Linked DNA regions of Mus musculus: region 1 is linked to region 2. A link is a loop called in an ENCODE intact Hi-C map of the cell type or tissue named here. Cell type or tissue: heart. All regions are shown on one strand. Links, peaks and the distances in the headings refer to the core of each region. The heading gives the core; the rest is flanking DNA.

Region 1 (8,399 bases), core at 149-8,148, 270 kb before region 2:
AATCCCACAGCCATAAATATTTTTTTTCCTCAGAAACCTTACTTAATGACTGTCAAGGAATGCTGTGTTCCAGAGGCCAGATTCTTGGCCCATTCACAGCACCATATAAGTAGCCTATAGCTGGCAAAGAACACTAGTCACTCAAACTGTCACATTTGCCAAGATGTCCTAGAGGTGAAGGAAGGGCTGAGTTGTATGTGCACTGCAGACCCTCAATCATCTTGCCAAAGCATCAAATGATTCTTCAGGTCACACATTATTGTGTATGTCCTCAGTAAGGGCACACATATATTGGCAGTAATGTGCAGTGTTATCTAACTTTTATTTAGCTGTTATTGGTTCTCTCTCTGCAGTGACTTCCATTTTCTAATTTCAAAGCACATGCTGATTCATGTCCTCTGCTGTTTGCCATTTCCCACTTCCCATTGTCTATTCTTCATGTTTATTGACATCCTACAATAGAATGGCCAGTGACAGGGACCAGGCATACCTATGAAGGTGCAAACCTTATATGAAGTTCCTCAGAGCTCTGACATAACATAATCTGACATACTCAAGTGGGTCAGTACAATGTGTGTACAAATAATTCTTTGAGAATGGAGAGCTGTCTACTCCACTAATGGCATTCAAACAGGCAGAAGTCTTTTGCTGGAGGCTTCTGTGTGAAGCAATCATGCTTTAATTGGGGTTTATTACAAGGAGCATTGGAAGATTCATACAGGGCTCTAATATTAATGAATTAAATGATGTTTATATCATGGATCAAACATACCTACATTCCTCCTGAAGCTTAGGAATATATTGTTTTGAACTTGACTACACTGGGCCACTTGAAAGCCCAAGTTGCTGTCATGAGAATTCTTAGGAGGCAGAACACAATTGAAGCAATGAGAGCAGGCCAGCTCACTCATCTCTAATAGATGAAGAATGTGTGTGTGTGTGCTTGCATATGAAAATGGGTATACCCAGCAACAAAAATCCAAAAGAAAAATCTTTCTCTTAACATTAGTTGTGTAATCTGGGTCACACACTGTCCTAAAAACATGTTTTTTTTTTTTAATCTTTAATCCTTTTTTATAGTCCAGTCTTCATCCCCCTCCTGTTGTGCTCCCCGAACATGCCCCATCACATACACCCCCCATTGTCCTAATAACTTAAACCAAGGTGCATAGCATAATGTTTATTACAATTTTGTCTGCCAAGGAAATTAGCTTTTGCTGGTAGCATGGAGCCTTCATATTAAAATCTTTATATGTTGTGACTCATTAAAGGAACCTGCAAGGCTTTCTTGAGTTTTAAGTATATTTGTTGATATTTGTTACCATTTCTATTGGTCTGTTCAGTTATGGTGAGGATTTTATTTCAGTCCAAAATTTTGGCAAGGTAAGTTGTATGGAATGTTCATTAAGCTCCCGGATAGGACGGGTTGTAATGCTTTTAAAGCTGTTAGAACAAAGCTAACCAAATTTTCAAAATAAACCACAGTAGCACCTCAAATGAGATGTTTCCATATCAAATGTGCCATTCATAACTAATTGCTAATGGACACTGGCTAGGCTGTAAAAAAAAATGGACAAGAACAATTAATTGAGTTAAATAAGCTTGGATATTTCCAGTTGAATGGAAATGCCCAGTGAGTCTGCTTGCTTATTTTGTAAAGAACTGTTATGTAGTTATAGATTGCATTCTCACCAACTGAAAGCCAGCCCATCTCATTTAGTGCTCTTTTTAGCTCAGCAAATTCTGATTTGGAGACTTCATGCACATGGGTTATTGTAGAATCCTATTTGCAGACCAACTGAAAGAAGAAAAAAATAAAGAGTTCCAATCCCAGAGAACATGGTGTAGCTCAGAGCTTGCCAGAGACAGCAGCTGTGATCTCCTGAGAGGCTGCCTGGGCTCTTTTCTCACCACTGTGATGGGATCTGCCTCCTAAGCAAACTTGTGACCAGGATGCAGGCTTCAGGTAGCCCAATGTCATGAAGTCTGAAGGATGTATTCTTAAGATTCAGGAAGAACACAGCCATGTATAACTAATGACATAAATAGGACTTAATCTGGGGGTGGGGGTGGGAATCAGATTAGTAAATTCATCCTAAATATATTGCTTGCTATTGTTTCTAAGTATATTCCACAGTGGATATATTCTGAAGTTAAATATAAACTGTGCTACAGAAGAACTTGTGTCTCAGTGGTGACATTTACAAGACAATTGATAAAAGGGAAGCTTCCGTAAAGGGAAGGTTCAGAGCAAAAGGTAATGATTGCAGGGGCTAAGAGGCGGGGTCCTTTGCATGATGTAGGAACAGGGCAAGAAGTACAACCACTACTGTCCGGGTTAGCAGAGACAGTGTGCTGACCTGAGACTATGATGTAAACATTTGATTGCTCATTTATTGTTTGTACTTGTGTTTTGGGGAGAGGTAGTTCGCACAGGTGGAGGTCAGAGGACAACTTGTGGGAAGCCACTATTTCTACCATGTGTGTCCTGAGGTTTGAACTTGGCTCAGAAGAAAAAGGTGCTTGCCACCTACTCTGGTGAACTATCTCTCCAGGCCCCTGTGGTGTTTCTTAAGAGTGTGTTTCTTTTAGCTCTTGCTTCTGCACTGGTTAGTCTTTGGGGAAGAATGCAGAGTGGATCATGTGATCTGTTCCTCCAAGGGTGGCCTTTTTGTGCTACCAACACACCTGTGCCTTCTGTTCAAGTACCTATACCTGCTCTTTAAAAATTTGAAGCACTTGACAAAGTGTGTTTAGTGACACTGAAAGTCTCTTGAAGTTCCCTTTTTGATTTTCCACTATTATGATGGTTATAGCCAACAGTTTCCAGAACAGAGCTCTAAAATAACATGGCTTTAATTTTGAATTAATTTCTGAACGAAAATACATTTTAAAAAAAAATGACCTTCCCAGAACTTTTTAGTTGTTTGACTGATATACATCATTTCTTAATTTGACAAGATAATCTTGACATTGCCAGTTAATCTAGTTGATTAAAAATGTCCCTTGATGTTAAGATATGCATTAGAAAAATTACACATTCCCTAATAATATTATACATAGAAATTAAAAGCAGGAGTGTGGAGAAGAGAGGAGATATTTTTATAATGTTAGATGATTTTTAAAAATCTGTATTATCCACAAATTTTTTTTTCTGGAAAAACGTCCCATGCCTTCCAACTGGAGAGAAAGTGTGAGATCACCACTTACACGTTTTGTTTCTGACATGAGCTAACTACGGAAGGCCATAGTGAGCCAGTGTTTGTTTTAAACTTTCTCACAACTTGCAGTTCTTATTCAAGGCATCTAGAATGGAGCATGGATATTAATGCACCAGGTTAAGTGATCAACCAGGAAGGGAATTAAAAATCAAGTCGCAGACTGAAACTGATCTTCCCCAAGTTCTTACTGGATCCATAATAGAAATTACTGTCAAAACGTGACTCAGAGTCTGAGAAGGTGTGTGGATTTGGTGCGCTTTTTTTTTTTATCACAGGGAAGATAGCATGCAACTCAGAAGAGCCCACATGTGACAGGAATGACAAAAAGCAGACTCACACGCCGGAAGAATTAAAAACCATAAATAAGCCAGCACTAAGGATTTCTGCACCCATGCCTGAGGGCTGTTGGAGCAGCCATAAAGCATGCAGATTGTGTACAGTGCCTGTGAGGGAAGGGCAAACTTAGCTCAGAAAGAAGTGTACCAAACAAGGTGCATTCAAATTCCTGTTGGTAGATTTTGGAAGTTGTCCAAACTGGGGGCACCTTTGACGTACTTACTGTGCAAGCATCTCCCATACAAGCATGCCAAGAGCACACACTCTGAGGGATACTTGATTTTATTCTCCCCCCAAATATCTTCTCATCTACCATGTTGTGCCACGTTCTAGATCAAGTCTCCCCCTGCCTCATCCTGGATGTGGCTGCACTGAAGGGATTCCTTCAATGTTCAGAAAAAAAATTTTTTCAAAGGTGACTAACTGGTTAAATAATGGGGTGGGGACCTTTAATGTCAGATATTTGTCATTCTTCAGGAGGAGAAATGATGACTGACAGGTCAGGTAGCCAGAGGGTTGGCTCCCAGGAGAGATAAGGTACAGTCAAGCCTGAGCACTCCTAGTCTAAGTGTAGTAACACAGTTTGGCCTTTGGGAGTTGAACAACCCTTTCACAGGGGTCATCTATGACCATCAGAAAACATTGACATTTTATATTATGATTTATAACAGTAACAAAATTACAGTTATGACCTAGCAATGAAAATAATTTTATGGCTGAGAGGCATCACAACATAGGGAACTGGATTAGATGGTCACAGCATTAGAAAAGTTGAGAACCGCTGCCTTCAAGTAATAAATATTATTACGTCTGTGGTGCCAACAAGAAGGCAAAGGTGCACGTGGCTCAAGGCACTTACTGTCCAATCCCTTAGCAACTAACTAGGCAAGCTGGGGTGTGCACCTTATTTGTGTAAGCACAAGTTCTCTTATCTCTGTACAACGCCTTGAGACTCAAGAGACTTACCTTGAATGGGTCAAGTAAGGATAAAGCCCATTCGAAGTTTCTTGAACAAAAGGTCCAAATTACTTTGCTAACAGCTTCTGATCCTCGACAGATGTAACACAAATTGGAAAGGAAGTTTGCATTTTAACTTTATATGCAACATTTAATTTACATTCTTGTGGGTCACATACAAAAGGAGAGCTTTATTTAGGGCCATGGCAATGGGGCTGGGGTGTGATTCAGAGTTAGATAGTATGTGAAACTTAGTGTTTCATCTTCAGCACCAAGGGAAGAAAATTTGCTGGCTGGGAACTTGGGACAATGTGCATGTGACACTGCAGCATGTGCACAGGACACTACCCTGGCCACAGTGACCTCAGCAGGACAAGGCTAGGGCTGTCAGCTTTTTTCTTGCCAGTACTTTGTGATCCAGCCCAAGAGAAAAATCTGTAGTAGTGCTGGCTCTTTTCTGTTTATGTTGCTAAGTTACTGGATATTTTGTCTTGCCTCATCCAGAAAACTGTGGTAATTGTCTTTAAACAGATAAGCAGCACACTGGAACATAGTTAATGTGGCCTAAATATGCTGAGATTATTTTTTGTATGTTTTTTTCTCTTTCAGATACAGTCTGCAAAGAGTGGTGATTCTCCATCAATTTAAAACAGACTTCAAACCTCTCTGTATTTAAGCAGAAACATGTCTGTCTGGAGTCTCTGTGAACTCCAGGTGCTCATGTGCATACACATACACGTGTGCTGCTCTGGATATGTGCTTAACACAGACTGTTAAGAAAGGAAGAGCTTTTGAAGTCTGAAAGGAGTCATGGAGGCAGGTTATGCTGGCTGTGCCATCTGTACAGGATATGCTTCAAGGAAGAGGGTTAAACAGACTCCTATATTGTAGTAGGTCCAAGCTATCTCTCTAACTCCCTTTTAAAAGCAAAATATGAGCAATCCCTAGATTGGGGCACCCTAGGACTTGTGGGGCTCAATGGTAGGAGTTAGCAAGGAAAACAGAGGTCTTTCAGGATAGTTGTAGTACCACAGGACCCAGCCCTTTGGCTATCACTGAGAAATGACTGGGTAAAATAGAGTTAAGGTAACAGAAAATGTAACATACATTCAAAACAATCGCTTCTTTTCTCTTAGGCATAAATGCCTAACAAAAAAAATGTATACAGTTTAGGAAACAAGTGTATCCTGTCATGTCCTTTATGAGTTTCCACTCCAGCATACACCAATAGAACAAGAACGATGGGTCTCTTCCCCCATCTCTTACTTTTGAGCAGTGATGTCTATGCCCTGGATTCCTTTCTGCTACTTCCTAAGAAACTGAGACCTGCCTACACACTATTTGTTCAGTGTGAGTAGGTAGCAAGAGGGAGATCCCAGGCCACTCAGGCACAAGGAAAGATCCAACATTCAGATCCAGGCTTGTCTCCACATCTACCGATAGCAGCTTTGACACAGACCTAAGCTACTGAACCCTATGTGGTATGTCTGTAGCCATGTTGCCATTGAATAAATGAAAATTTTATGAAATGAATAAATGAGCTCTTTCTAAGACCTATCATCGGGACACACTGCCTGTTCTCTCTGCAGCTCTGATGTCTTCCAGCACGTCACTTCTTCTTTCATATGTGTGTCAATTTGTTTCTCAGATCAGCATGGGAAGCCACCAATGCTGCTAACAACAGTACTAGAAGACATTCGCAAAACCCTCTGAGAGAGTCTGAGCATTTTCTTCTACAAAAGGAACTGAGGGAACCGAAGCCAGAGCCCCCTTCCATCCCAGGATCTCATGCTTTTAAAAACACACTCCTTTATATGTGTCTTCTCTCTGCCTTCACATTCCAAACTTGTGAGGGAAATTGGATCAGTACTCACTTTGGCTCTCTTTCTTCTCTAAACAGGTCAACTTTTAAAAATGAATAACTCCTCTTTATCCTAAGCCCCGATGGTCCTATGAAGCAGCAGAATAGCTCTGAACAGCTGAAAAAGAATAAGTAAGTTGATATCAGGGGGACTCAAAAGAGTACCGTGCTATTTACCAAAACCAATGTTCTGTCTAAGCAGAAATAAAGAATAGTATTGTCTGCTGTGAAGGAGGGGAAACTGGAGCTTTCAAGACTCCAGAGAGGGTGCACAGAAAAAGGCCACAAAGTTCAGAGAACGGTGGGATAAGGCATGTGGCAGTGTTCTCCTTTGAAAACAAAAGAAACCTGTTTTACTAGATGTATTGGTGTTCATGAGCTTCTCAAGTGTGATGCTTGAAAAGCAGCAAGAACCACATTGCTCTCTGCCACAGCTAAGGACACAAACCGCATTGCTGTCTGCCACAGCCAAGGAAACTCCAGGCGACTTCTGGTTTCATAAATACATGGCATATTTGTGAGAACATCCCTGGAAGTAGGCCGCCTGGAATTCTTGGAAGGGGAAAGCATAAGCAATGGCTTTCAGACCTCCTGACCTCAGAGGTGACAGATAATTGCTGGTGTGTCCCCAAAGGACATGAATTCTGAAAACTTCAAAAGCCAGGGAAGCTTCCTGCACTGTAAACAGCCCATTTACATTTCTGAAGACAATGACAGTACAGGGGAAATAATGAGAATATGTCTTTCACACAAGCAATGAAGTTTACAAAGAAAGTAACCACCATACTTTCACTTAAATGATTTGCATTCTCTGAAATAAGCATCTCACTTAAAACAACACACACACACAAAATAAAACTTTACCATCCATCTTCTGAACAAATCAGGAACTGAAAGTCTCAGACTGCTTCCTAAGACTTGAGTCTCTTGATATTGCTGAAGAAATGGTAGCAAAAGGAAGAGGTGACTATCCAAGGAGACTTAGCAGTCTCACCTAAGATCTCCCCATGCCAAACAGAACGTCTCCCTCTCTCTGCTCCTCCCCTCTCCTCTTACCACTGTTGTACAGAGCTAATGCTGGAGTGGAAAAGGTCTTCTCATGTGGACTGTGTCTCTGTGGAGCTTTATAATTAGTTTGTTCTTTGGTGCTAATATGAAACCTGCAGTTGGCTGACTATCTCTTTTCTTTGAACATAAGCAGCCTCCCTCTGCTTTGACCTTATACTGGGTTTCATTCTGTTGTACTCACACAGGAATGTGTGGTGGGGACTAGAACTCCAGCTTTAGGCCCGCCTCCTGAAATGATGACCTCAACACAGAGCTCTGGGGTTTCACCTCTGTGTAGTTTGGGAACACCCGTAAACATTCGAGCATGCTTGTTTTCTCTCTGCACTGTTTACAGCAGTCAGGGATGTACATGTCATTACTTCTCGTTACTGTTAAATACAAAGAATATACTGTACAATCAACTCCAGGAGCAGCCAGGAAAGATCTGTGGTTGCACAGCTGAAGGTTGGTGCTAGGCCAACACTCTTACACGTGAATCCTCCACATCTCGGTGAAAAGAACCAGGATGTGTCTAGCTGCAAGCAAAGGTAGAACCAATTTTGTATTCTCTTAATATCAGTGTAACACCAGGGGTTTAAATGGTCTCCCTTTAACCCACCAATCCCAACTGATAGCAAAATGAAATGACTTTATGACACTGGACACATGGAAGTGTGTGCTCTAAATCAGTTACTTTAGAGCACTGTCCCAATTTTAAATTTCATTGACTTGGAGAGAAGACTTGTATGGCTCAGGTTGCTGACCTTCCTTGTTGAGGAAGGATTCAATACCTTGAGCTAAATACCACTGCTCATAACAAGTGGCCAAAGCACATTCCACAGAATGTATTTGTTTTCATTTAGTAAATCTGAAAAGAAATAGAAGACACAGTGAGGGAACAATTTGATATCCAGTGCGACAATGTTGTGGACACAGTAGTAATGCTTCAGCGTCAGGTCTGTGGTTTCCTTAAACAC
Region 2 (8,399 bases), core at 106-8,105:
TAATACTTTGGAAAATGAGGCAGGAAGACTACCAAGAGTTCCAGGCCAGCCTAAAACAATTAATCGCAAAGAGCTGACTCTGATCATGTGATTAGGTGCTCGATGAGTACTTTCAACTAGTGATGTTAGTCACTCACTTTCGCATTTAGCTCATCTGTTCCCTTGGGCAACTTTTACTTTTCTAATTTAGAAGTAGTCCAAATTTGGTCCTGATGCCATGAATATTAGCAGTGTTGACCTTGTCCCAGCGGAAACAACCTCATCATCACCCTTGCTGCCAAAACCAAACAGAACATTCTGTGATCCTACTTTCAGATAAACAAGACAGATTAAAGATTTTCTTGCTGCTGTGGGTAACTGTGCGTGTCTCTAAAAGAATCCCAACACCTTCCTTGGACATCATGAAGCTCTGACTGATAGCAAAGAGCTATCTGAGAGGCAACGCACATCAAGTCTGTAAGTACAGTTCCAAAGCTGGGAATGTGGCCACACCAGGTTTGTATGTCTTACATGGAGAAGCCACGGAAGAACCCCTCACAATGAAGGAATACATATGACACTCTTTTCCCTTTGACTTCTTTCAGTGACAGGGTTTTATGAAACTCAGGTTCCATTCACTACAGGCTCTGGGCCAGTGTCAAGGCCTACTTCTTTTAGGATGAGCAAAACCTTTCTAAATTTCACTTGATTTTCACTTGTGCACTTTCTAATTTTTCATTCTATTTTTCTTTTGCTCATTCATCGAATATTTCCCAATTCCTGTTCTACGTGACTATGCCTGATACTCTCAGCTAATAATAAACGAGATAAAGGCCTTTTTTTTTTTTTTTTTTAAACAACAAAGCCACTTCCCCAAACAGGTACTTTACAGATGTTCCTATACATAGGCACAGATATACAGAACATCTTGACACAGTGCTTTTTACTGGGAGTTAAGGAAAGAAGTAAGTGTGGAGGTTTGGGTGGGAAGATGCGTTGTATTAAAGAGACCGAAAATAAACTGGAACCACAGTGACTGAAAGGGAAATGGGAGGACTGCAGCGAGGCAGTCAGGAGGTCCACAGGAGCATAGATTTTAAGTTAGCTGCAATAAGAAGCTGTGCAAGAAGCTAAAGGGAAGGACTCCAGATTGGCAGCATATTAAGAGTTTACACCTGGACCTGGAAGAGAAGAGCATGGTAGGGTGGTACAGGAATAGAGAGAAACTTGCAGGAGAATGCTGCAGCCTGCTGAAGCCAGGGAGAAGGTGCAGGAACTGACTGGTTAGGACTTCTGGGTGACCATCAGCTAGATGTTAAGGGGAAGGATACAAGAAAAATCATAGATGATGTTGGACAGAGTACATCTGCTTTCCTTTTATGTGTGAGAGGACCAGCTTATAAGGAAAAAGTTGGTTTGGTTTTGTTTCTCACACTTTTGGTCTACGATAAGTTGGCTTCAGCCCTGAGATAAGACAGTGCATCATTCAACAAGTATGCTTATGGAGAAAAGTGGATCATGTCATGTCCAGGACTCAACCAGAGACAAAGGAAGAGAACAGGGTCCCATAGTCCTTTTCAAATAAGTGACCTTACTTCCTTCTAATAGACCCCACCTCTTAGCAGTTCATCAATCTTCCTGTGGCATGAACATTTGGGAGCATGGGCCCTGCAGGGATGTTCAAAATCCATATTAGCTGAGGGAATATATGTATTCTAATGACTGATGTATACAACCACATGATGCCATGTCCAGGTGACTGAGATATGTGAGGGGCTGCAACATGAAGATCAGCACAGTACCATGTAAATGGGAAGCCCTAGAGACCAGTGTTTAAGAAAGGCAAGTGATTCTGAGATATCCTTGGGAAGTTCTCATCTTCCAGCTTATCACATGGTGTAGACATATGAAGGTCCCCCTTGGAAAGGTTTAGCAAACTACTGTTGCCAAAAGAAATGGACAGAATTTAATCTTCTACCCAGATTCAGAAGAAAGGACAGAAAATATGAGCAAACCTTGTGAGGAGCATGCTCACATCCCTTTATAAACATTCAGGACCAGAGCCCTGCACTCACTTGGAGGTTTGCCACTGGAATTTATCTCAGAAGCAGAGAATTAGTCACAGGATTGCAGGTAACCACAAAAGAGAGGAGGGACACAAACTAATCGCATAATGAGACCTTGAGTGCCAGCACTTGCACAGAGCATCTGTTAATCTTACAAACAATCCCGTGAGAAAGATGTGGCTTCCTTCATCTTTTAGAAAAGCAAACTAGAGCTTAGAGCCACTTGGGAACAAGCTCAAAGAATTATGCACAATATTCAGGGCAGGCTGAGTCTCTATCCTGGAGTACCATAATTACAATCCACAAGTCCCTCTCTCACAGACCAGAGACTTTAACGGTAATATGTACCATCAATTCCATCATCTTGCCTTGGCTGCTGAGCATCTGTCAGTGCAGGGATCACATAAAAATTGGACATTAGACCCAAAGTCCAAATGTCCTTTTCTGGATTTTTCTGTTGCCACCAGAGTGGCAAAGTCTTGTAAGACTCCGGGGAGCCTTAGCTTACCAGGGACACCTGAGTGAACCATGTGGAGTCAGGATCAACGCAAAAAGCAAGAGGAATTTATTGTTCCAGTGCACTGGAGTCGTCCAGACCCAAAGGAGAGGCAGTGACCCCCCAGCACCAGTTTGGGGAATTTTTATATGGTTTCCAGGGCCAGAACAGAGCATCTGCAACTAGGCACAATATGATTGGCTGAACAGTGCACCTTTTAAACTGATTGGTCTTTAGGGAATGAGGTGACAAGGACTTCCCTTGTCTGAAGGTGAGCAATGGTCTGTCCTGAGGAATGTGTCCCCACCCGCAGGTTCCTGCCCTTAGGTCTGAGAAATGCTAATTAGCCTCTCCCTTCCAGAGGGCTGAGGGTTTCATGACCTTCCCAAAGTTCCTACGCTGACCTTTCCACTTCCATCAGTATGGCTTTGCTGGACTGTGTCACAGAGAGAAAGAAAGAAAGAAAGAAAGAAAGAAAGAAAGAAAGAAAGAAAGAAAGAAAGAAAGAAAGAAAGAAAGAAAGAAAGAAAGAAAGAAAGAAAGAAAGCGATTCTGAATCAAATAGATAGTTTGGGAAATGGATCCATTTTCTTTCCTCTGTAGCATTGAGTGAATGAATGTTTCTTGGTGCTCCCTAACAACCTGGCTATGTCTTCTTTCCTAGATGACAAAGTTGTTAAAGAGTGCACAGACTTAGAGTCAGTTCCTCCGTCTTTCCCACACCACTGTGTCAGAGATCCATGTTCCTGCACTGCCCTCTATTTATGACTATCTGAAACACAAAATCAGGAACTCTAGAGGGATCCAAGCACTCTTTAAAAAATTAGGGTGCTATTTTACAATAGACTTATACTGAGTTTTCAACATTCAGTAGGCAGGAGTGTCCATAGTAGTAAATATTGTACTGATATCAAACTACTGCACTTTTGAACTGTATTAGTGATAGCTGAAAAGAGAAAGTTAATACGATTTTGAGATGTTTAAAGGATAGTTTTTGATTGGAGATAGCAATTACAATACTAGAAATGGCTTCCAAAGCTCCTTGGAAAAGAGCATGGAGGGGAATCAGTCCAAGGGCTCACCAGGGTTTGGATACAGCCACAGAATTTGTGTATATTTTCTTGGTGGAACATCGCCATCTTGTGTCTTTTCCAGATATTTCACATAGAAATATGCATCACCATGGTTCTTTTAGTGTTTAATACTTGTTCCCTAGTACAGATTCTAATTTTTGTTTCAAGATTCAAACTAAATAACACAAGTACATGTATATAATTTTATACCTCCCACTTCCTTGTTTGTGTTTGCTAATTATTCAAAATGATGAGTTTATGACTCTTTCATACATGTACGTAGTCTATGTCAATCAATAGGCTATTGTAAACAACTGTATTATAGTATGATGTGCTGGTTAGTTTTATGTTAACTTGACACAAGCTAGAGTCTTTAGAGAGGAAGAAACCTCAATTGAGAAAATGGCTCTGCCTGTAGGAGATTTTCTTAATTAGTCACTGATGGGCAAGGCCCAGATTATCGTGCATGGTGCCATCCTTGGATTGGTGGTCACAGGTTTTATAAGAATGGCTGTGCAAGGCATTGGGAACAGTAAGCAGCACTTTTGCATAGCCTCTGCATTAGCTCCTGCCTCCAGGAGCTCCTACTGTCCTGCTTGAGTTCCTGTCCTAACTTCTTCCACCTATGGGAGGTGGTGTGAAAATGTAAGCCACATAAATCCTTTCCTCCCCAGTTTGCTTTTAGTCATGGGGTTTCATCACAAAAATACTAACTTCACTAAGACATATAATAATCAAAACTACAATGTTATGCATTGCATAATAAGCCAATCATGAGTTATAAAAGTTATATGTTCAAGGGGTTGCAATAGACCATATGGAGTGCAAGAAGACTGAGCACAACCAGCAACATAAAATTTCAAATGCTACACACCTCTGTTCAATTGCCTGATCCTCTGTACATCTCCCCTGTCTCCTCTCACACCTGATCCTGGCCTCTTATTTCCTCCCCACTCCTTTCTCCCTCCCTTAATTCCTCTCTCTCTCTCTACCTCCCTTGATTATTTTTGGTCTTCCTTCTTCTTGAGCTTCATATGGTCTGTGAGTTGTATCATGGGTATTCCAAGCTTTTTGCCTAATATCCACTTATAAGTGAGTACATACCATGTGTGTTTTGTGACTGGGTTACTACACTCTGGATATTTTCTAGTCCCACCCATTTGCCTAAGAATTTCATGAAGTCATTGTTTTTAATAGCTGAGTAGTACTCCATTGTGTAAATGTACCACATTTTCTGTATCCATTCCTCTGATGAGGGACATCTAGGTTGTTTTAAGCTTCTGGCTATTATAAATAAGGCTGCTATGAACATAATGGAGCATGTGCCCTTGTTATATGTTGGAGAATCTTTTGGGCTTATGCCCAAGAGTGATATAAATTGTCTGGGGGAACTGCCAGACTGACTTCCAGAGTGATTGTACCAGCTTGCAATCTTACCAGCAATGGAGGAGTGTTGCTCTTTCTCCACATCCTCACCAGCATCTGCTGTCAACTGAATTTTTGATCTTAGCCATTCTGGCTGGTGTGAGGTGGAATCTCAGGGTTGTTTAGATTTGCACTTCCCTGATGACTAAGGTTGTTGAACATTTCTTTAGCTGCTCCTCAGCTATTCGATATTTCTCAAATGAGAGTTCTTTGTTTAGCTCTGTACCCCATTTTAATAGGGTTATTTGGTTCTCTGGAATGTAACTTCTTGAGTTCTTTGTATATTTTGGATCTTAGCCCTCTACCAGATGTAGGGTTGGTTAAGATGACAGTGTCCTTTGCCTTACAGAAGCTTTGCAAGTTTATGAGATCCCATTTGTCTATAGTTGATCTTAGAGCCTGGGCCATTGGTGTTCTGTTCAGGAAATTGGATGGGGAAATGGGGATAGCCGCTAGAAAGTCCCAGATGCCAGGAAAGCAAGAGGCTCCTAGAAAACAACGAGGATGACATAAGCTGAAATATCCAACTAAGGAGAGAGAGAGAGAGAGAGAGAGAGAGAGAGAGAGAGAGAGAGAGAACCTGTAAGGACCATAACAGAGGTTAGGCATGGCCCCTGGTTGAGGAATGGGGCCACCTACCCATCTCAAAAATATTAACCCAGAATTCCTCTGGTCTAAAGTAAATACAGGGACAAAAAGTGGAGCAGAGACTGAAGGAAAAGTCATCCAGAGACTGCCTCACTTCGGGATCCATACCATATGCAGACACTAAACCCAGATACTGTTAGTGATGCCAAGAATTTCTTGCTGCCAGGAGCCTGATATAGCTGTCTCCTGAGAGGCTCTGCCAGAGCCTGACCAACATAGATGCATGTACTTCAGAATCCTTCGGACTGAGCATGGGGATCCCAATGGAGATGTTAGGGGAAGGATTGATGGAGCTGAAGGGGTTTGCAACCCCATAAGAAGAACAATATCAAACAATCAGAACTCCCAGAGCTCCCAGGGACCAAAACACCAACCATAGAGTACACATGGAAGGACCCAAGGCTCCAGCTGAATATGTAGCAGAGGACTCCCTTAACTGTCATCAATGTGAGGGGAGGCCCTTGGTCCTGTGAAGGCTTGATGCCCCAGTGTAGAGGAATTCTAGGGGGTGAGGTGGGAGTGTGGGTGGGTGGGTGAACATACTTATAGAAGCAGGGTTAGAGGGGATGGGATGGGGGTTTGCAGAGGGGAAACTGGGGAGGGGGATAACACTCAAAATGTGAACTAAAAAAAAAAAAAAGAGAGAGAGACTTTGAATGATTCCTTTACTTTGAAAACTCACCCTTGGGCCTGTTAACAGATACCAGTCTCAGTCCCAGCCTCTGGTAGAATGTTTTCTTTTACTGTCTGTCAACTTTGACTTAGTTCATTTGGGAAGAATTATACAGTCCACACTTTTTGTGTCTACTTAAGTGTTTTTTTTCTTTCAATGTAGTATTTTCTGTCCTGTTTATGCCAATGGTTTCTAGGAGAGCCAGAATGAAAGTGACATGTGTAAAGCCTGGATCCTAGACATTGGAAAATGAAATCCAGTCTTTTGCTATCAGATATGACACCATGCATCTTTAAACTGTTTTTCATTTGTTAGAGTGAGATTCCTTTCACATCTACTTTGATGAAAACATTTGTCACAAGTGTGGGCTACATTTTGTCAGATGCATTTTTGATTTTTGTTCTGAAGTAGTTGGAAATCTTCCCAATCCTCTTTTCTTTTCTCTTCTTTTCTTTTCTTTTCTTTTCTTTTCTTTTCTTTTCTTTTCTTTTCTTTTCCTTTCCTTTCCTTTCCCTTTCTTTCTTTCTTTCTTTCTTTCTTTCTTTCTTTCTTTCTTCCTTTCTTTTTTGTTAAATGAGTTGCATTGATTTTGCCAATAGTAAATCAATTTAGGATTCTAATAATATTCATTTTTGAAAGTGGTCTCTCAAGAAGCCACAGGAGCCATCTTGTTTTCCAGGACTCCACCGAAAGTAGTCTGCACAGGTGAGAGTGTGGACTACAGAAGCTAACAGCTTCTGTGACAGGCCAAAGCAACACAGCTTCTGGGACAGGTTCTGTTTTGGGCCTTCATCTTCAGCCAGGAGGGAGGTCTGAACGAGAGATAACTGTGCACCATCCCTGTAAGAGGAGAGCTTGCCTCCAGAGAGTGCTCCGACCACTGAAACTCAGAGGAGAGAGCTAGTCTCCCAGGTATGCTGATAGAGGCTGACAGAATCACCAGAAGAACAATCTCTAAACAGAGACAACTATAACAACTAACTGCAGAGATTACCAGATGTTGAAAGGTAAGCATAAGAATCTTACTAAGAGAAACCAAGACCACTCACCATCATCAGAACACAGCACTCCCACTTCGCCCAGTCCAGGGCACCCCAACACACCTGAAAAGCTAGACCCAGATTTAAAAGCATATCTCATGATGATGGTAGAGGACATCAAGAAGGACTTTAATAACTCACTTAGAGAAATATAGGAGAACACTGCTAAACAGGTAGAAGACCTTAAAGAGGAAGCACAAAAATCCCTTAAAGAATTGCAGAAAAACACGATCAAACAGGTGATGGAATTGAATAAAACCATCCAAGACCTAAGAAGGGAAGTAGAAACAAAACAGAAAACCCAGAGTGAGGCAACCCTGGAGACAGAAACCCTAGGAAAGAAATCTGGAACCATAGATGCAAGCATCAGCAACAGAATACAAGAGATGGAAGAGAGAATCTCAGGTGCAGAAGATTCCATACAGAAGATCGGCACAACAATCAAAGAAAATGCAAAATTCAAAACGATACTAACTCAAAACATCCAGGAAATCCAGGACACAATGAGAAGACCAAACCTACAGACAATAGGAGTAGATGAGAATGAAGATTTTCAACTCAAAGGGCCAGCAAATATTTCAACAAAATTATAGAAGAAAACTTCCCAAACCAAAAGAAAGACATGCCCATGAACATACAAGAAACCTACAGAACTCCAAATAGACTGGACCAGAAAAGAAATTCCTCCTGACACATAATAATCAGGACAACAAATGCACTAAATAAAAAGAGAATATTAAAAGCAGTAAGGGAAAAAGGTCAAGTAACATATAAAGGCAGGCCTATCAGAATTACACCAGACTTTTCACCAGAGACTATGAAAGCCAGAAGATCCTGGGCAGATGTTGTACAGACACTAAGAGAACACAAATGCCAGCCCAAGCTACTATACCCAGCTAAACTCTCAATTACCATAGATGGAGAAACCAAAGTATTCCACGACAAAAACAAATTCACACATTATCTTTCCACAAATCCAGCCCTTCAAAGAATAATAAC

The links. Hi-C counts contacts between places; a loop is a spot of excess contacts. Peaks named below come from ENCODE experiments on the same cell type or tissue, not always from the same donor. Only the 100,000 strongest peaks of a DNase experiment are listed, where the experiment ranks them.
Region 1: a loop joins it to region 2, with 2.1 times the contacts of the local background. A loop is called at or near these places in 2 of 42 quality-filtered maps.

The regions. Positions count from the first base shown.
Region 1 is chr11:16,791,734-16,800,132 of GRCm38, reverse strand. The region is part of intron 1 of Egfr (epidermal growth factor receptor); the gene reads right to left. Gm39584 (a long non-coding RNA gene) reads left to right here and starts at 6,684. Exons shown (of 2, transcript XR_872254.2): 1 at 6,684-8,399. In heart, for the core only: a CTCF peak has its summit at 4,895; DNase peaks (open chromatin) are centred at 1,872 and 4,862; H3K27me3 peaks cover 1,242 bases.
Region 2 is chr11:16,520,372-16,528,770 of GRCm38, reverse strand. No RefSeq gene overlaps it. Among named protein-coding and RNA genes, the nearest start is that of Sec61g, 16 kb to the right of the region's middle. In heart, for the core only: a CTCF peak has its summit at 3,693 (motif pointing left); no DNase peak of the experiment used is centred there.